2 separate regions of the Homo sapiens genome follow, and region 1 is linked to region 2. Evidence: read pairs that join two places in POLR2A ChIA-PET (ENCODE). Cell type or tissue: Panc1. All regions are shown on one strand. Links, peaks and the distances in the headings refer to the core of each region. The heading gives the core; the rest is flanking DNA. Region 1 overlaps SEC23IP (SEC23 interacting protein). Region 2 overlaps INPP5F (inositol polyphosphate-5-phosphatase F).

Region 1 (10,497 bases), core at 2,879-7,878, 200 kb after region 2:
TTATGCTATTGGTAAGTGTTCTTAAATTTGGTAACATTTGAGTGGGCTTTTGGTGCTAGCACGTGCAGCAATTTTAGTTTTAGTGAGATTCTTTTACTGATACAATGTACTATGAATATTCATTTGAATTACTATATGTTCAGAATCGTTATTTTTCCCCCTTAGTTACCCACAAGATGGCAGTATGTCATCTGCTTTTGACCAAAGACCCTTGGTTCTTGCACACTGTTTTTGTGGGAATGCCTTTCACAGTGGGAGTGGTAGGGACTTTGAAATGCCATTCTTTCCTGTATCCCTGTCACCAAGGAGAATTGCAACACAGCTATTTTGGAGCTAATCAGTATTCATCTAGTTTTTAAGGACAGCTCTGAGATTACGCTGCTTTATTTATTACACTGAGATTACATTGCTATCATTTGCCCTTCTTAGATAGAGTTGAATAGAATAGAACCTGCATTTTCAACCATTGTGCATAGAAGTTAATTTCTTCTAATTGTCTCTTAAGTAAATATGCTTTTCCTTTTCATAGGGAATCTGAAGATACTGCTCTGTTACTACTTAAAGAAATTTATCGAACAATGAACATTAGTCCAGAACAGCCCCAGCATTGATCAAACTTCAGTTTTACTGTGTGAGTTTATCCTTATTGAATGTATAAATTCTGAATGTTTGCATTCTCAAATCTGTTGTATGGAGTTGATGTTGACTGATTTTGCTTTTTTCTGTTTCCTCTGAGTTTTTGTCGTCGTTTTTAAAAATTTGCAATAGAGACATTAAGGAAGATAATTGGTTTGTAATTTACATTTCTGATTTATTACAGTCTTCTTTCTAAATTTACATAGAATTTGAGTTATTTTTAGTTTCTTTTTAAAATAGATTCCCAAGAATATCAGTTAGGAATTCCTTTGGTTGCAGGTTCACAGAACCCAGTTTACAATACATTAAACAAATAGAGGTTTATTTTTCTTCCGTAACAAGAAGGGTTCTTCTGTTGAGTGACTCCACCAGATACCCAGAGTGCTTGCCTCTTCCCACCTGAATGTTGGCTCTTGCTGCCTCATAGTTATAAGGTGCCCCCATGGTTGCAGATACCATATCTACATTCACAACATGAATAAGAGGGGAGAGGGTAGTACTCCTCACATCTGTCGCTCTTAATTAGGGAAGCAGAAGCTTGTCCAAAAATTTACTCATACCTATTGACTAGGCCTGTGTCTAATGTCCAATATCTCCAGTCTGTATGAAAGATTGTAGAAGTAATGTTTTGAGCATTCCCAATCTTTATAGAGGGAAAGAATAGAGAAGGAGGTTAAGTCTGTGATGGGTCAGCTGACGTGCAGCTCAGCCACACTCTGTATTCCTAACTGTCCTCCTGAGACACCAGATACCTGGTTTTCCTCACTAGATTATGCATTACTTTTAAAAACAAGTAATGTGTTTTTTACAAAGTTAGAAATTTTAAAGGCTTTGAAAGAATCAGACACAAAATGCTGAGCTCTAAATTACTGAAATCAAAGGAAGTTCCTGCCATTTTTGGTTTTCTAATAGTAAGTGGTAAATGAACATTCCCTTCAGCCTCATCTTCTACCTCCTCGTTTTAGAGAGGTAAGTACTTTTAGTAGGGCTTCCTTAGAGAAAGTTTTTTGGCTCCATTTCCAAAATTAAACTTGTAACAAAGTAAAAGAAAACTAAAGTGTAGGCCAGGCATGGTGTCTCACACCTCTAATCTCATCACTTTGGGAGGCCAAGGCGGGCAGATCACCTGAGGTTAGGAGTTCGAGACCAGCCTGGCCAACATAGTGAAACCCCGTCTGTACTAAAAATACAAAAATTAGTCGGGTGTGGTGGCGGGTGCCTGTAGTTGGGAAATGCAAGGCCAGAAGTGAAAGATGGCTTTCCCATAACTCATCCCCAACCTCCCTGCCTAGAGGCAGCCAGTGTTCCACGTTTTGTGTATCCTTCCAGATATCTGTTAACACATCACACACACTTTTAAGTTTTTCTTTTTTAAAAGACAAAAGAGGCTGGGTGTAGTGGCTCACGCCTGTAATCCCAGCACTTTGGGAGGCCGAGGCAGGTGGATTACTTGAGGTTAGGAGTTCAAGACTAGCCTGGCTAACATGGTGAAACCCTGTCTCTACTAAAAATACAAAAATTAGCCGGGCATGGTAGTAGGTGCCTGTAATCCCAGCAACTCAGGAGGCTGAGGCAGGAGAATCTCTTGAACCCAGGAGTTGGAGGTTGCAGTGAGCTGAGATTGCGCCACTGCACTCCGGCCTGGATGACAGAGTGAGACTCTATCTAAAAAAAAAAAGACAAATGATAGCAAAATTGACACACCGTTATTACCTTTGTGTCTTTGAGATTGTCCCATATCTATCTATCCATCCATTCATCCATCTGTCCGCCCATCCGTCCATTCATCCATCCGTCCAGTATCTGTTGAGCACCTTACTTAAGTGCCAGGTATTATTTTAGGTATTGGGTTTCACAGCAGTGGACCAAAGCCTCTGCCCTCAAGGACCTTTTTTCCTCTAATGGAAGGCAGACAGCACGTGGACAGTTGAAATGAACCACATGGTAAAGACTGAGCAGCTGGACAAGGAGGAGAGGAATTCATTTGGGATGGGTTCAAGTTATTAATGTATATAAGATGGCAAGGGACCCCCTTCACGGGTAAAGTAAAGTGTCATTTGAGCAAGCGAGCCAGGTGGATATCTGGAGGAAGAAGACCACTTCAGGTGGAGAGAAGAATCTGGATCAGAACATGAGAGTGACCTCGTTCTTTTTAGGTATTCCATTGACTATTGCACCATAATCTGTTTAAGCAGTCCCTACTGATGGGCATTGAAGTTATTCTAATCTTTTATTAGTATGAACAGTACTACAGTGATACGTGATATTTTAATAGTTGCATTTCATTCCATTTTATAGTTCTTTTATTAAAATACTTTATTTTACCCCATTGTTGGGTGTTAGATGATTTTCCAAATTTTCTCCATTATAAATAACTCTGATATGTAGTTTTACACACTTTTTGCCAATCTCTGTTTGCTTTGGATACATTCTTAGAAGCAGTGTTCTTATTTCTGAGAATATTGCATATTTTGAAAAGATTTTTGGCTGGGTGCGGTGGCTCATGCCTGTAATCCCAGTTTGAGAGGCCGAGGCGGGCAGATCACTTGAGGTCAGGAGTTCGAGACCAGCCTGGCCAACATAGTGAAACCCCGTCTCTACTAAAAATACAGAAAAATTAGCAGGGTGTGATCTCACCTACTTGGGAGGCCGAGGCAGGAGGATCTCTTAAAACCTGGGAGGTGGAGGTTGCAGTGAGCTGAGATTCCACCACTGCACTCCAGCCTGGGCAACAGCATGCGATTCCGTCTCAAAAAAAAAAAAAAAAAAAAAGCTTTTTGATCCCTACATTTTGCTAAATTGCATTCCAGAAAAGTTGCTCAATTTTCATATTTACCATCAGTATGTAAAGGCCAGTATGCTTGCACTCTTGGAAACACTGGGTATTACTGATTAAAAAATTTTTTTTTGCTAATTTGATAGCCAGAAATAGTTATAATACCGTTTTTACTTACATTTCTATTATTAGTGAAGTTGAGCTCTTTGGGTGTATCTTAACTGGCTGATTATATTTCTTTTGTCAGTTGCCTGTTCATGACCTTTGTGTTTTCTTGGAGGTACGGGGTAGGGTCCTTTTCTTTCTTTATTTTATTTTATTTTATTTTATTTTTTTTAAGACGGAGTCTTGCTTTGTCGCCCAGGCTGTAGTGCAGTGGCGTGATCTCGGCTCACTGCAAGCTCCTCCTCCCGGGTTCATGCCATTCTCTTGCCTTAGCCTCCCGAGTAGCTGGGACTACAGGCGCCCGCTGCTGTGCCCAGCTAATTTTTTGTATTTTTAGTAGAGACGGGGTTTCACTGTGGTCTCGATCTCCTGACCTCGTGATCCGCCCGCCTTGGCCTCCCAAAGTGCTGGGATTACAGGCGTGAGCCACCGTGCCCGGCCAGGGTCCTTTTCTTTCTTATGGATTTATAAATATGATACTTAAGGATATTAACCTTTGTCATTATAAGTATTTTTTCCCAGTTTGAAATTAGCCTTTTATTTTTCCTTATACTTTGGATTTTTTTGGCGGCAGTTTGAGGGGAGCATGTTTTAAAAATACGTAGCCCTACGCTGGGCATGATGGCTCACGCCTGTAATCCCAGCACTTTGGCAGGCCGAGGTGGACGGATCACCTGAGGTCAGGAGGTTGAGACCAGCCTGGCCAACATGGAGAAACCCCATCTCTATTAAAAATACAGAAATTAGATGGGTGTGGTGGCTGGCACCTATAATCCCAGCTACTTGGGATGCTGAGGCAGGAGAATTGCTTGAACCCAGGAGGCGGAGGTTGCAGTGACCCTAGATTGTGCCACTGCACTCCCACCTGGATGACAGAGCGAGACTCCGTCTAAAAAAAAAAAACAAAAAAACAAAAAACATAGCCCAGTCTTTTATGATTAATTATTTTTTAGATATTTACATTTATTTTCTTTTTAGTTCTTTTTTTCCCCATTTGGCTTTGTAATTTAGAAGAGTAAGGTGTAGAGAACAATTTAACTTTTTTCTTACATAATCGTTTCTGTCTGTGCCATATATTGAATAATGTACCCTTTTGTCATTGGTTTGATATTTTTATCATATGCCAAATATTTTGCTGTTGTTTGACATTTTAATTAATATTTGTTTCCTAGGCTTTCTCATCTCTTCTGGTGATTTATTTGTCTATGATACTTCATTGATTTCAAGCCATTTATTTTCCACATTTTAACATATTTAAATTTGTAATGCATCTTAAAATCTGCTGTTGGGGCTGGTGCAGTGGCTCATACCTGTAATCCCAGCGCTGTGGGAGGATTACTTGAGCCCAGGAGTTTGAGACCAGCCTGGGCAACATAGTGAAACCTCGTCTCTTAAAAAAAAAAAAAAAAAAAATTTAAGTCAGCTGTTGCCTTAACGGAAGTTGAGTTCTTTCTGAGAAGCTGTGCATTCTCTTCTGCTGGTCACTGGGGGAGGGGCTTTACCAACTTGCCTCTGCTTAAGCTAATTTCTCTGCTTGGGATTTTTTAGGATGATGCTGGTAGTGTGATTTCAGCCCCCAAAATTTGCAGGGATGGGGTTGTCAGTTCAGATATTGGAGTTTTTGTTCCCTCTTTCCATTGTCAAGGAAGAGGTGCGCAGGCCTCTTTGCCATCCCTTCTGCATGTAGTTGCTTGCTTTTATCCCTCATTGAGACTATAGATGTTTAGTCCCCCACTTTTTGTGAGGGGTTCTCCTTTGAGACTCCCTTTCTGGGCATCTTTTTATGGTACATAACAGTGAAGTGTCACAATCAACAGTGTCTTAGATTTGGTGAAATATGGTGTTTTAATAATTGTAATTTTTTACATAATATCTGGCAGTAGAAGTTCTCAGTATACCATAGTCTTTGCAGTTATCCCGAATGAAGTTCGAAATAATTTAAGTTCCCCTGACGCTCTCTCCCCTAACAAAACAAAGCAAGACAAACAAAACCAAAAGAATAGTAATTCTAGGATTTTGCCATCACCTTATATGGAAAACTCAGAACCTTCTATTTCACATATGATTCGTTCACTATAATTGTTTTATTTACTTCTTCTTACACTTGGCTGTAAAATTTAGGCAAGAATTTAAGTTTCTAATACTATACTAATGTCATAAGATAATCCATTTAAAATGTTAACAATTATTCTATACATAGTTCATTCAAGCTTAGATCAGTTTTGCTGAATGGTTGTTTTATGTTCATGTCCTTTTAGACCTTTTTAGGATTGTTCTTTGAAAAGCCTCAAATTGGCCAGGTGTGGTGGCTTACACCTGTAATCTTAGCACTTTGGAGGCTGAGGCAGGCAGATCGCTTGAGCTCAGGAGTTCGAGACCAGCTTAGCAACATAGACAAGACATTACTTGTCTCTACTAAAAGTAAAAAAAAAAAAATCACTGGGGCATGATGGTGTGCACCTGTAGTCCCAGCAACTTGGGAGGCTGAGGTGGGAGGATTGCTGGAGTTCGGGAGATTGAGGCTGCAGTGAGCTGTGATCGTACCACTGCACTCCAGCCTGGATTATAGAGTGAGACCCTGTCTCAAAAATAAATAATTAAATAAAAAATAAAAAAGCCTCAAATTAACATGGCAGATAACTAACTTTATTTTTTATTAATATTTTAGCTGGTCACGGTGGCTCATGCCTGTAATCCCAGCACTTTGGGAGGCCAAGGCGGATCACAAGGTCAGGAGTTCGAGACCAGCCTGGCCAAATAGTGAAATCTTGTCTCTACTAAAAATACAAAAATTAGCCGGGCGTGGTAGCACACACCTGTAGTCCCAGCTACTTGGGAGGCTGAGGCAGGAGAATCTTTTGAACCTGGGAGACTGAGGGTGCAGTGAGCTGAGATCGTGCCATTGCACTCCTGCCTGGGCGACAGGGCGAGACTCTGTCTCAAAGAAAAAAAATAAAATAAAATATTTTAATTTTTTGAGAAGGGGTCTCACTCTGTCACCCAGCTTGTGTGAGTGCAGTGGCGCAATCTTGGCTCACTGCAACCTCTGACTCCCAGGCTCAAGCGATCCTCCTAACTTAGCATCTCGAGAGGCTGGGACCACAGGTGTGCACCACCACGTCTGGCTAATTTTTTTATTTTTTGGTAGAGACAGGGTTCCCCCAAGTTGCCCAGGCTGGTCTCGAACTTCTGAGCTGAGATGATCCACTTGCCTCGGCCTCCCACAGTGCTGGGATTACAGGCGTGAGCCACAACACTTGGCCATAACTAACTTTAAATTGTGTCTTTTACTCTCTGTACTGGCTTTGCTATGAAGAAATCATGCTGGTTAATCTTACTGAGTGTTTCCTGGGCATTCTTGTCCCTTTGGAAGGCCTGAGGACTTGCTTACAGGCTGTGCTCTTTGGAGGCGGTTTGCAGTGTTTGTCAGTAAAGTTGAGCACTGGATTGTCCATTTTTTTTTTTTTTTTTTGAGATGGAGTCTCACCCTGTCCCCAAGGCTGGAGTGCAGTGGCGTCATCTTGGCTCACTGCAAGCTCCGCCTCCCGTGTTCACACCATTCTCCTGCCTCAGCCTCCAGAGTAGCTGGGATTACAGGCACCCGCCACCATGCCCAGCTAATTTTTTGTATTTTCAGTAGAGATGGGGTTTCACCATGTTAGTCAGGATGGTCTCGATTTCCTGACCTTGTGATCTGCCCACCTCGGCCTCCCAAAGTGCTGAGATTACAGGCGTGAGACACCGTGCCTGGCCGATTGTCTGTTCTTTTACTTCAGAAAAGACAACGATGCATGGTATTTGACTGTAAATTTGTAAAGTTCACTGAGGTTTTTTTTTTTTTTCCTTTTTAAGACTTTCTTGTCTGCACAGAAAGTCCCAGTACAACTTCCATTGCTGAGAAAATCCTCAGAGGACTTTCCCACTTCGCTCCTGTGATGGATGACAGAAGAGTGATTCATTAACAATTGCTCAGCCACAATTCTCGGATATAGGGATTCAAAAGACAGGACACAGAACTAACACAGTGAAAAAAATCAGTACCACATTTGGACAGTATAGGTGAGAAAACATAATTATAAAAATGATGCCATGAAAAATTCCACAGATCAGTTTAGTTGTATAGTTGTCAAAGTTATATGTGATATCAATGAAGAAATATTTGTAGCATGTAAACGGTTATTTCTGTTTCTTAAAAAGTATTGTTAGTGGGCTATTAAACTTGGATTTTTCTTTTTATTAATGCAGTATGTTCTTTTTATTCAAGTATGAACTTGTTGAGAAACTATAGTAATATGATTTTTAAGAGATTTATGTTCTACTTAAAATGTGAATTGTACTTCTGAGCTGCCTTAATGCAAGGTCATTTATATTTGTTAAGAGGAAATAATCAAGATCACTCATATCCCAACTGAATCTGAGGTTTTATAAATCCCTCAAACGATTGCTGAGAGCCTGATTGTGGAAAGAAGTGAGATGCACCTTATTTTCAAGAAGTCCTGGGAAGCGCTCTCCTAGCACGTCCATTTCCAGGAGGAGAAGCAAGCAGATGAGAGGTTTTCCATTTTGTCATCCAAGGTAGCTGTGCACTTGCCTTGTTGCTGAAGTTCCAATAATGTGAAAACCAAAGTAGAGGTTTTTTTCTTCTTCTTTTTGTTTTCTATTAATTTCACTTATACCAAAGTGTTTGAAAGTATGAAATGTGTTGCTTCTGAGTTATATAAGGCTACTTCATGACAAGACTGCTTTGTAATATTTCACTTTGTTTTACTACAAATTCAGATCACTTTGTTTTACTATAAATTCAGATTATCCAAATATTTTCCTAATACTATGTGGGAATGCTGATTTTCTTTTGTTACGTAGTGGAAACATTTTGCATTGTTTACATAGTTCTCATGGAACATGGAAATTTTTGAAAGTGATATATGATACACATTTTTTGTGTATGTATTCTAATTAGTGTGAATAAAGCAGTAACATTAATGCATTTTTTAAGCAGCAAACTTATGTATTTCTCTTGTCTTCCTTAAAAGTGTCCCCATGAACTCAGTGTTTATTCCCTTTTCATTTTGAGTACCTGCTTATATGGTCAGTATGTAACGTTAGCATTGGCTCCTAATGGTAGAATTAGAACAGCAAGATTGTAGAGCTGTAATTGACTCCAGACAACATAGATTTCAGCCACCTCATTCTACAGCTGAGGCCAGGACAATAAATGCCTTTCCCAGACTGGGTAGTGGCAGATCTGGGATGGAATATGGTTTTCTTGATTCCCTTTCAGCCTTCATTTCTCTCTCTCAGGACTACTACTTTTTAATTACTTTTCACTTAATTTCCCAATACTGATGAAATAAAGAAAAATGAGGGTTATTTATATACATTTCAATAAAATCCAATTTGATTTTTCAACTTACATCTGATTTTTGTTTGTGTCATTCAGCCTGTCTTCTGAGTAATGGGCAGAGAAGGACCAGGGTTCGTAGAAGAAGCATGTGGCAGCTGAGTGGCAGCAGTCTTGCCCTTTCATTTTAATACTTGAGTACACAGAAAATAGAATTTTTGAGTGACTCTGCCTGTGGATATATATACTCATACATACATATATATATATACACACACACATATGTATGTATGTATGTATTACTATTCAGTCTCTTAAAAACCAAAAAACAGTAGATCCCCTGAGGGTAGAGTCTTTATGTATGAACATATTGTTCACTGTTGTAACCACCTTGCAGGATTTCAGTCTATAAACTAGGTGAGAATCCAGCTGCTGAGTGAAGCTTGATCTCTGCCTCTTCCTCAGGAGCAGCTCATCCCCTGACAACCTCCCCTCCCAGCCCCTAATCTGGTTTAATGCCCTCCTTTTCCCCAGATAAAGAAAGTCATGTCTGTAGTTATTCCAAAAGTGTTTCATGTGTAGAGTTTGGCACAAAAAGTAAAAAGCGCCAGCATCTGAAGTCAAAGGTGAAAGAGTCATCACAGTACTGATGAAGACACCCAGGCCTCGTCAGCTATGTTAACGTGCTGTATGACAAGAGGAACCTGCTTTCTAAGTCTGCTGGACACGCGTGCTTCTTGAATCCAACCAGACAAGCATGTTTTCTCAAAACCACAGTATAAGACAAGGAAACTGCACAGATTCGAGTGATTTTTGAGGTAAGTATGTTATTGGAAAGGTGTGATCTATATAGAACCCTGTACATGAAAAGGAGGAGATGCCGCTATCTTGGCAGGGATGATCATGTATTTGAAATAGTAACTCACAGCATTTGGTCTCATGATAAGAGTACTGAAGATTATCCCAGAAAACCTAGGATGATTGGTATTTATAGTACCATTGTTTCAGGTTTTTATGACTTGAGGCATCTAACTATCTTAATGCTGTACTTTAGTGTTTACCAAGCAGCTTTCTGGTGGAAACTTGAACTGCAGACACTGAGTGTTTTGGTTTTCCTCCAAGTTATAGTTCTCATTGTAACTTAATAAGTTGGCATTCCAGCTTAGTTTGAGTCAGTTTCCCAGGGCTGGGTCCTCAGAGGAGAGTGGATAGAATTCAGTTCCTCTATGAGCTGGGGTGCTGACATTGTGTTCCTGCTGTTGACTGTCCCTGCGGTGCACGGGACAGACTGTCAGCTAACCTGTCTTCATGACATTTCTATAATACTCCTCAGGGGGTTAACCCCATCTCTACTAAAAATAAAAAAAATTAGCTGGGCATGGTGGCATGTGCCTGTAGTCCCAGCTACAGGAGGCTGAGGCAGGAGAATTGCTTGAACCCAGGAGGTGGAGGTTGCAGTGAGTTGGGATCTCGCCACTGCACTCTAGCCTGAGTGACAGAGCGAGACTCTGTCTCAAAAAAAAATAAATGAATAAAAAATAAAACAGCAACTCTTGCAGATTTCCCGAATGTATTGGTC
Region 2 (10,497 bases), core at 1,742-6,741:
CCTCACCCAGCTAATTTTTGTATTTTTTGTTAGAGATAGGGTTTCGCCATGTCGGCCAGGCTGGTCTCAAACCCCTGACCTCAGGTGATCTGCCCACCTCGGCCCCCCAAAGTACTGGGATTATAGGCTTGACCCACTGCGCCTGGCCTCTTTTTAGGGCTGTTTTGAATATATTTTAATTGGAGTGGAAAATCTCTGTCCATTTGGATGAGGAAATATGAGGAAAGGTACACCTGCACTTGTGTTATATTTCTATCTGATGTAGCATTATCTCATTATCTTTTTTTTTTTTTTCTGAGACAGGGTCTTGCTCTGTCACCCAGGCTGGAGTGCAGTGGCGTGATCATGGCTTGCTGTAGCCCCTACCTCCCGGCACCAAGCTATTCCTCCCACCTCAGTCCCCCAGGTAGCTGGGACTACATGTGTGTGCTACCACACCTGGCTAATTTTTTTTTTTTTTTTTTTTGGTAGAGATGGAGTCTCACTATATGGCTCAGGCTGATCTTGGCCTCCTGGGCTCAAGCGATCCTCCCACCTTGGCCTCACAAAGTGCTGGAATTATGGGCATGAGCCACCACACTGGGCTTTTAAAATATCTTTTTGGTAGTATTCCTTACTTTCCTCTTTAACATTATTTAAACTTTTTCAGGTTTTTTTTCTCCTAGTTAAAAAACGAAGTATTGTTTTTTTTCTGGTGTTTCTAATTTTTTTAAGGGTAATGAGTAATCTGTATTCATATATAGCAGTTTTTTGATAGATGCTTAGATGCTTATGTCTGTTGTAAGATAATGACTACTACTTCTCTTTTCTTTTTTTTCTTTCTTTTTTGAGACAGAGTTTTGCTCTTGTTGCCCAGGCTGGAGTGCAATGGTGCGATCTCGGCTCACTGCAACCTCCACCTCCCGGGTTCAAGCGATTCTCCTGCCTCAGCCTCCTGAGTAGCTGGGATTATAGGAACCTGTCACCACGCCTGGCAAGTTTTTGTATTTTTACTAGAGACAGGGTTTTGCCATGTTGGCCAGGCTGGTCTCGAACTCCTGACCTCAGGTGATCCACCCTCCCCGGCCTCCCGAAGTGCTGGGATTACAGGCATGAGCCACCGCGCCCGGCCTGGTTATTTTATTTTCTACAGGGAAAGTGATAAAGCACCGTGTAAACATTCAGTAATCTTCTGAGAGTAGAGTCTAATATCTCAGGATAAGAATTGTAATTTGAAGATTCAAAAAGAAATATAATACAATCCACTTTGGGGGAATGCTGATATGGTCTTATCTCTTTGGTCTTAAAATTGCTTCCTCTAGTCCTTGTGGCTTTGTCTGATATGACAGTATTATATAATTTATAGCTGTGTGTAAATTATATAATAATTCACATTCTGTTCTGAGACTGAGCGACCAAGAAGAGATCTCAAAGCATCTGTCATACACATAACATTCATAAACATAGAAACTGTATATGGAAAGGTGATACTCTAAGTGATGAATCCCAGTGAACTTTTTTTTTTTTTTGAGATTGAGTCTCGCTCTGTTGCCAGGCTGGAGTGCAGTGGCGTGATCTTGGCGCACTGCAACCTCTGCCTCCCAGGTTCAAGCAATTCTCCTGCCTCAGCCTCCCGAGTAGCTGGGACTACAGGCACGCGCCACCACGCCCAGCTAATTTTTTGTATTTTTAGTAGAGATGGGGTTTTACCATGTTGGCCAGGATGCTCTCGATCTCTTGACCTCGTGATCCGCCCGCCTCTGCCTCCCAAAGTGCTGGGATTACAGGCATGAGCCACCGCGCCTGGCCTGAACAATTTTTTGAGGGATACTAGGTATTAGTTAGAATTCACAGAAATGTTAAAAATTTTTTCTGTTCTTCTTAGAGTTAATTTTTGATAATGAAATTATTTTTACTATGTCATATGAGGTTAACTTTTTTGAATGAGAAATCATAATTATGGAATTGAAATCCACCTGGAATTTTTTTTTGAGGTATCATTTTTGTGAAATGATTCTGTTTATTTGGAGTTTTGTGGCATTTGGTATTTACTTAAAAAAAAAAAAGGATTTTGAACTTTATCTTTTTAAAAAATTCTGTTTGTAGCTAGGCATGGTGGCTCGCGCCTGTAATCCCAGCACTTTGGAAGGCCGAGGTGGATGGATCACTTGAGGTCAGGAGTTCAAGACCAGCCTAGCCAACATGGTAAAACCCCGTCTCTACTGAAAATACAAAAATTAGCTGGGTGTGGTGGCGGGTGCCTATAATCCCAACTACTCGGGAGGCTAAGCCACAAGAATCGATTGAACCTGGGAGGCAGAGGTTGCAGTGAGCTGAGATGGTGCCACTGTACTCCAGCCTGGGCAACAGAGTGAGACTGTCTCAGAAAAAAATATTGTGTTTACTAAAAATTTGCAAATTACCATGACAGAATTTAATAGGGCACTTTAAATTACATATTAAATGGCTTACAAAATCTTTCTGATCATTTTTGTTGTTGAATAACCAGGTTTTTTCTTAGTGTATTTAGTCTTCAGTTTTTATAATGGGTTACTAGTTTTATATCTTATACTACTTTTTACTCCATATTTTATATTGCTGACAGGCTAACAGTTGGGTTGAATAGATCTGTATGTTTATTTTTATGCATGTACATATTTGTATGACTACGTTTATTTCCCATTTAAAGGTAGAAAAGACTTATCTTTACAAAGTTTTCACCCCACCCATTTTTGGCTTAAATAAAAGAAGACAAGTGGTTTTTTTTTTTTTTTTTTTTTTAGTGTAGACAGCCCAGGCTGGAGTGTGGTGGCATGATCTTGGCCCACTGCAACTGCAACCTCGGCCTCCAGGGTTCAAGCGATTCTTGTGCCGCAGCCTCCTGAGTAGCTGGGACTACAGGCGCCTGCCATCATGCCTGGCTAATTTTTTGTATTTTTAGTAGAGACAGGGTTTCGCCACGTTGGCCACGCTGGTCTTGAACTTCTGAGCTCAGGTATTCTGCCTGCCTCAGCCTCCCAAAGTGCTAGGATTGCAGGCGTGAGCCACCACGCCTGGTAGGAGTACAAAGTCTTTCTAAGGTGACTGACAATTTTTGGAATCAGGTTTTACAGATTGAGGGAGGTTTTTGTGTATATTTTGTTGTCTACATCATCACCTGAGATTAACAGTAGCTAATAATAACAGCTTTTATTTCTTGAGCACTTTTCTTTTTTCTTTTTTCTTTTTTTTTTTTTTTTTGAGACGGAGTTTTATTCTGTTGCCCAGGCTGGAGTACAATGGCATGATCTCGGCTCATTGCAACCTCTGCCTCCCGGGTTCAAGCAGTTCTCTCTGCCTCAGCCTCCTGAGTAGCTGGGACTACAGGCTACTGCCACCATGCCTGGCTAATTTTTCTATTTTTAGTAGAGACGGGGTTTCGCCGTATTGGCCAGGTTGGTCTTGAACTCCTGACCTCAGATGATCTGCCTGCCTCAGCCTCCCAAAAGTGCTGGCATTACAGGCGTGAGCCACCGCAACTGGCCTGTAATCTCAGCTGCAACTGAGCACTTTTCTGAGCCAGACACTGTTCCATGACCTTTACATGTATTATTTCATTTCATCTCCACAGTAAACCTTGGGAGGATGGTTTCATTATTATCCTCATTTTACAGATGAGGAAACTGAGGCACAGAGAAGTAATTTGCCCAGGTTCACAGAGGGAGAGCCAGGCTCTAACCCAGTGTTTGACTCTAAAACCAGGTTTTCCTCAGTATTGACAAAAATGTTTTGTGAACCTTTCTACCTTCTTGACTACAAAGTGATAGGATTTATATTTTCATGGGTAATAGCTGAAATGTATCTTTAGCTATCCTAATCATTATAGTGTAGCCTATATGGAGAATTAAATAGCCTCTCAAATGTCAAAGCAAGCACATTAAGGAAGGATCTATGTAGAAAGAAAATGCTAATAGTGTGATAACTAGTTTGTTTGTTGATCCTGTGCCTGCATTGACTTTCTTGCAAAATTCATATAGTTACAGGGAATGTTGTTATGTAATGAATTGACTAGTAGTAGTTTTTCCAGCTACGGTCAGTTGATCAGGTTTCTCTTCTTAAGTGTTTGGAAGATCTGCAGTTTGGGAAGGGAATAGATACAGGGGAGATCTTTGAGCAGATGCATTGACATGTGTACTCATTGGGAACTATTTCCTCCAGTGGTGAGCAACCTGAAGCCTTTCTCAGTGTAGCTTTTCAAGAGTCCTAGATCCAATTTCATAGACATCCTTTCAGAGCATGCACAGCAGAGGTGAAATGGAGGAGAAGCGTGTAGGGCAAAACTACCTTCTTCAAAGAAGGGAGAAACTTTGTAGAATCACTGGTTCCTAGACGCTTGTGTTTTGGCCAGGCCCTGGCCAGCAAAGGCTAGCCAAAGGCATGCTTTGGAGGAGAGGTAGTATCAAGTTTTTTTAGAGTAGACCGTGAAGGTGCCAGAAACTAAGGTGCACTGACAGCTTGGTCTATGGGGAACCTGGCTGCATTGGTTCAGGTCCCCACTTGTCCCACTTGCCTGGCCTAAACACACCCCTGGCACGGAGAAAGAGGATGAGACTCACTGCTGGATCCCTAGCACCTGGCCCATAACAGGTTTTTTGTGAAAGTTGTACTGAATGAATTGAAATAATTCTAGTCCCTGGTCTACCTTCTATAGTTTAAGCAGCAAAGGGGTTGTAGGGACGTTTAAAGGGAGAATATAAGAACAAAAGACTAGAACACACTGCCTCTCTTGCCACCTAAAAAAGTCATGCAAATTTCTCACTGTCATTTTATTCAGTGAAGCAGGAATCTCACTCTTAAGCCTGTGGAATTCATTAAATTTGTTTTCTTTCTGAATAAAAATAAATGGGACCCATAGACATCTTTGTTTTTTTCCAAACCGGCCCTTGTGCAGAGAAGGTTGTTGTTGCTAATTTTAGTCCTTGTGATGTATGGTGGAATTTATTCATGTATTTGCAGATAATACTGGACTACTGGAAAATCAAACTAGTTTGATCAAACTAGTTTGGGGTATATCCCAACACATTGCCAACACATGTTTCTTGGGTGATGCATTATGAATGCATTATCCAAGGATTTATCTAATCTTTGTTTGAGGTGGTTGTTACTTTCAGGTTCTTAGGGTAATGAGTTTGGAAAGTTGTAATTTAAGCTGTACTTCCTTTTTCATTCCCAAACCATGACTTTTCTTTTTTTTAAATAATAGAGACAGGGTCTCACTATGTTGGCCAGGTTAATCTTGAACTCCTGGCCTCAAGCAGTCCTCCTGCTCAGCCTCCCAAAGTTCTCAGATTACAGGCATGAGCCACTGCACCTAATAGCAGAATCAATCTGCTATTGATTCAATACATTCTCAGAATCATAGTCCAACCTTGTTTTGGCATGGTTTTATGGGGAATTAAATGCATGAGATCTTTACAAGCTGTGTTACTATGTCTCTGTGTGTCTTTTTGTAAACGGTTCTTTTCCTGTTCAAATATATTTTAAAACATAACCTTTAGAAATCTACATTTGCAAACAGAAGTTTGAGAAGTAGCAGCAATGTCACAGAGCCTTTAGTCAATCTAAGTCCTTAGCTGATGTAAGTCATAATCATTATGTGTCAGCTGCCCATAATTGAGCTGAGGAGAACATTTGAATCAGTATGTTTAACAACATAGGGAACTAATAATTGTTAAAGGTTATCAGTAGCTATTGATAATACATTAAGTGATAATGTATAAATAGTATTTTTAAAGTGAGGATAAACACTGAACATTCAGCATTACAGTACCTTCACAAGACATACTGGTAGTACCTTAATTAAATCACATGTTTTTAGGATGACTCATTTTCTGGTTGTTGGAGACTCTTAAGGGATCTGCTTTCATTCACAAAATAGCATCCACACATTCTTTCTTTGGTAAGTCTGAAATACAGGTTGATTTTAGGTCAGTGTTCCCTGATATTTTTTTCTTTTAAGTTATTTTATTTTAATTTCAGTTTCCTTCAAGTTTACCCTTGCATTTTTTTAACTTGATAGTGGGATACTTTAAAATACTAAGCCAATTTTCTTTATGAATCTCATTCTTTGAAACAGCTTTTCACTTTGAAGTTAACACTGAATTTCAAATTTTACAATTTCTGCAATGTCAATATGTACGATTTGAAGCAGTTATCTAACTGAAATGTTAGGAAATTTAAAACATGCCATCATGCTCTCAATTTTAGTAATTTGCAGGTATAATATTGATGTTTCACAGTATCATTATATATTGTTTTTATGCCAGATATAAACATTCTCTTATTTCCAGCTTAAAGAATGTCCCTTCCCCCAGGGAGCAACTGTGGTGGGTGGACCCGGGAGTTGAGCAGAGTAACAGTCTCTTTTCTAGGCAGGGACTTCCAGAATTCATCTGTGTAGCTGTGTCATTTACTCCCATTTGCACCTTTCAAATACTTTTCTTGAAGAAGCAGCCCTCATCCCCCAACATCTAACTAATTTAGTATTATATTTATTTCTCCTAACAAATTACATCGCCTAAAATTCTGTGGGCCAGGCGCAGTGGCTCATGCCTGTAATCCCAGCCACTTTGGGAGGCTGAAGTGGGCAGATCACCTGAGGTCAGGAGTTTGAGACCTGCCTGGCCAACATGGTGAAACACTGTCTCTACTGAAAATACAAAAATTAGGCGGGTGTGGTGGCGAGCGCCGGTAATCCCAGCTTCTCTGTTAATAACTCTAAAATGAGGAAAGGAAAATACCAATTCTTAGCTCATCTGTGCTTTGATTTAGCTCTCAAAATCTTGTTTTTGAAAGTGATATCAAAAGACAGTTTTGGGGACAGCAAAAGGTGAGGGATATATCCCAACACATTGCCATATTTCTTGGGTGATGCATTATGAATGCATTATGAATGCATCACCCAAGGATTTATCTAATCTTTGTTTGAGGTGGTTGTTACTTTCAGGTTCTTAAGGTAATGAGTTTGGAAAGTTGTAATTTAAGCTGTACTTTTTCATTCCCAAACCATGACTTTTCTATTTTTTAAATAATAGAGATGGGTTCTCACTATGTTGGCCAGGTTAGTCTTGAACTTCTGGCCTCAAGCAGTCCTCCTGCCTCAACCTCCCAAAGTTCTCGGATTACAGGCATGAGCCACTGCACCCAGCCCAAACCATGACTTTTAAATGTGTAGGTTTCCTGTACTGGTATTAAGTGGTATACAGTTAAGTCTATACCTTTCATAGTTGTATTCATTTCCATCAGGTCCTCCTAGGCTGAAATGTCCTAATTACACTGTGGGACCTTTCATGAAAGTCCTTTTGTTTAGTTGTCCTCTGTTCCTTTTTGAGTTGCTTTGGGTCTTTTCTTGAGATGTGACAGTTAGGACTTTATGCTTCATATAGAGAATCAACAATTTTGTGTTTGGATATTGTAGAGTTTAAGAACCAATTTCTAATTTCCTTCATGATGATCAAAACTTTGTGGCCGTCTTGCTGTGCTGGAATTAGATCCCTTTTTAAATAAAAATGTCTAGAAATTTTTAATTTTTTTAGAGACAGGGTCTTGCTCTGCCACCCAGGCTGGAATGTGGGATAGCTCACTGCAGCCTCGAACTCCTGGGCTCGGGTGATCCTCCCGCCTCAGCCTCCTGAGTAGCTAGGATTACATGTGGGCACCACCACACCTGGCTAATTTTTTTACAACATTTTTTATAGAGACAGAGTCTTGCTATGTTGTCCAGGCTGGTCTCAAACCCCTGGGCTCAAGTGATCCTCCTCTCTGGGCCCCCCAAAGTGCTGGGATTACAGACATGAGCCACTGTGCCTGGCCTGGAAATTAAGTTTCTTTTCTAGGTGGTATCTTTAATCTTTTAAATATTCTTGTGGTTACTTTTTGAAGTGTATTTCCTTCTGCTAGTTTAGACCAGCTTTTATGCCGCCTCCCTATATTATGAGATCTTTATGCAGTTTGTATTACTTTATTATGTGAGAGTTTAAAGTTGTATGTGCTACAGGCATCATCTTTCAGTCAGACTAAGACCAAGTTACTAATACAGGTCCTTCCCAGTGACCTATATATAATCATTTAGACCAGTGATTCTCAAGCTGGCTGTACAGTAGAATCACCAGGGGGAGATTTAAAGAATACCTATTCCAGGGCCCCGCCCTAACCAATTGAGACCATCTCTGATGCTCAGGGATTAGTATTATAAAGCTCCTAGATGATGATAATGAGCAGCCAGCACTGATAACCCTGAATTAGATTTAAGACTGGGAAATCACCAGCTGCTAGAACTTCTAAATTGGATTAGCTCTTTAGCTTGTGGAATGCTGGAGAATAATTACCATTAGACAGTTCAAGGAAATGTGTATCAAACTTTGCATTTATAAGATAGCACCTGAATCAAATTATTCCTTACCCAATTCTGAGAATTAAAGCATAAATGAGCTAACAATTGGAACTTTTAGTTTCTCATTCTAAAACCCTTTTCCTTATCTGTTTGATTTTGTGTTGGTGATTGTCTTTTTAGAGCCGTAATATCCTTTGTCTTTAGCAGGAAATGAAATATGGGTCTGATTATTTATGCATACTCTGATACCTTTTTTTTTTCTTTTAAGACACAGTGAAAGTGCCTATAGGCTTCAGCAGCTGTGCTTTAAAACCCAGGCTTGTTCTTGGGCTGAGGGAGTGCCTTCATTCTTCCATCTTGGAATGAGTGACTCATGCTCTGTGCAGGCACACAGTACTTAATCACTTGTTTTCTGTGTACCAGGAAGAGGAGGGCATATGAAAATAGAAGCCATGTACTGCCAAATGGATCTGAAATAAGAGTGAAAATGTTGACCTGATGGGTCAAACAATTGAGCTTATTGCAAATACTTATGACTTAGGGTGTATGTTGCATTATTATTTCACTAAAATTTGGCATTATTTCAAAAAGGCTATACTTTTGTAATTTGTAAGCAACTCTTTTCCTTATAGATAACGTTGATGATCTTAAATTTTACAATTTATTTGTGAATTTTAAATTTTTCTTTTTTTGAATTTGTATGCCACATTAGAGTATACCTTCTGAAGGAAAGATTAGAAAACAATACATTTGTTGGATTAGATCAGTTACATGGTTATTCTTTGCAGAAGGATAGTATGAGCCCGCTGGCCATTTTCTCTGCCATTCCAGTGCCTTCTGCCCCCAGAGTAGCCATTAATATGATCAGTAGGATATCTACTACTAAGGGCATTTGCTGCATATGCCTGGAATAATACTGTCTACACATGTCCTCTGTACAGACAGACTCTTTAATGCCAACTTGTTTTATTTCTTTAGTGAAGAGCCACAGATTTTAAATACACACACACACACACACACACACACACATTTTGAAGTGTCAGCTGTATGCCAGGCGCTATACCAGGCAGCGAAGTCAGAGCAGCTCGACACAACACACACAGTCTCCCTTCTTGTGTCAGTTACAGTACCTGCTTCAGGCCTTCCTCTATTGTTTTGTGTTTCTTATCTCTATATTAGTATGAGAAGTTTTGTGTACCTGCTAGAGTTTTCAAGATAATATAAAAATTTCAGGATAATTTAAATTGCCCAGGCCAGGCATGGTGGCTCATGCCTGTAATCCCAGCATTTTGGGAGGCTGACGTGGGAGGATCACTTGAGTCCAGGAGTTTGAGACCAGGCTGGGCAATATAGATAGACCTTATCTCTACTAAGAAAAAAAAAAAAATGAGGTGGGCATCATGGCGTGTGCCTGTATTCCCAGCTACTTGGGAAGCTGAGGTGAGAGGATTGATTGAGTCCAGTTGGAGGCTGCAGTGAGTTATGATCAAGCTGCTGCACTTCAGTCTGGGTAGCAGAGTGAGACCTTGTCTCAAGGGGAAAAAAAAAATTGCCCAGAAGTTTTAGGTGAGTCTTTCATTTTGAGCAACCATATTCTAATCATGTGTAATATTTATTGAAAGATAAATGCTTTTATTATTAAAAGCACCTGAAATTAAAAATCCAAGCTCATTCCTGGTTTGTATAAAAGAAGAAAATAAATACATAAATAAAAGTGCCTGCATAGCAAAGACTGATATTTTGGGGCTAACTTCAAAAACAATAAAAACTTTAGATGGTATTCTTATTACACGTCAATGAAAACAAGCAATTGGTAGGAAAAACATTTTTATTATTTGATGCTTATTTTTTAAATTTTGTTCAATAACTATTGAATGAGTGCCTGTTATGCTGGACTGCAGGTATGTAGTGGTAAACTGTAAATAGCCATAGAATTAAATAAACTGATGGAGGGATTCAGACTTAATAGTCTGTCTGTATTTATTTCTTTATTTTTTTTGAGATAGGGTCTTCATTTGCCACCCAGGCTGGAGTGCAGTGGCGTGATCATGGGTCACTGCATCCTTGACCTCCTGGGCTCAGGTGATCCTCCCACTTTAGCCTTCTAGGTGGCTGGAACTACAGGTGCCTGGCTAATTTTTTGTATT

Evidence for each region. Peaks named below come from ENCODE experiments on the same cell type or tissue, not always from the same donor. Only the 100,000 strongest peaks of a DNase experiment are listed, where the experiment ranks them.
Region 1: POLR2A ChIA-PET joins it to region 2 with 7 read pairs; 3 of 35 experiments call an interaction of 5 or more read pairs at or near these places.

Annotation. Positions count from the first base shown.
Region 1 is chr10:119,933,157-119,943,653 of GRCh38, forward strand. It overlaps SEC23IP (SEC23 interacting protein), which reads left to right. Exons shown (of 19, transcript NM_007190.4): 17 at 1-11; 18 at 530-631; 19 at 7,430-10,497. The coding sequence ends at 611. Among named protein-coding and RNA genes, the nearest start is that of MIR4682, 20 kb to the right of the region's middle. RefSeq lists an enhancer at 911-1,080. In Panc1, for the core only: no CTCF peak of the experiment used is centred there; no DNase peak of the experiment used is centred there.
Region 2 is chr10:119,729,299-119,739,795 of GRCh38, forward strand. All of the region lies in intron 1 of INPP5F (inositol polyphosphate-5-phosphatase F), which reads left to right. Among named protein-coding and RNA genes, the nearest start is that of INPP5F, 8.5 kb to the left of the region's middle. RefSeq lists enhancers at 3,934-4,434, 8,831-9,376, 9,377-9,922. In Panc1, for the core only: no CTCF peak of the experiment used is centred there; a DNase peak (open chromatin) is centred at 5,800; H3K27ac peaks cover 2,028 bases.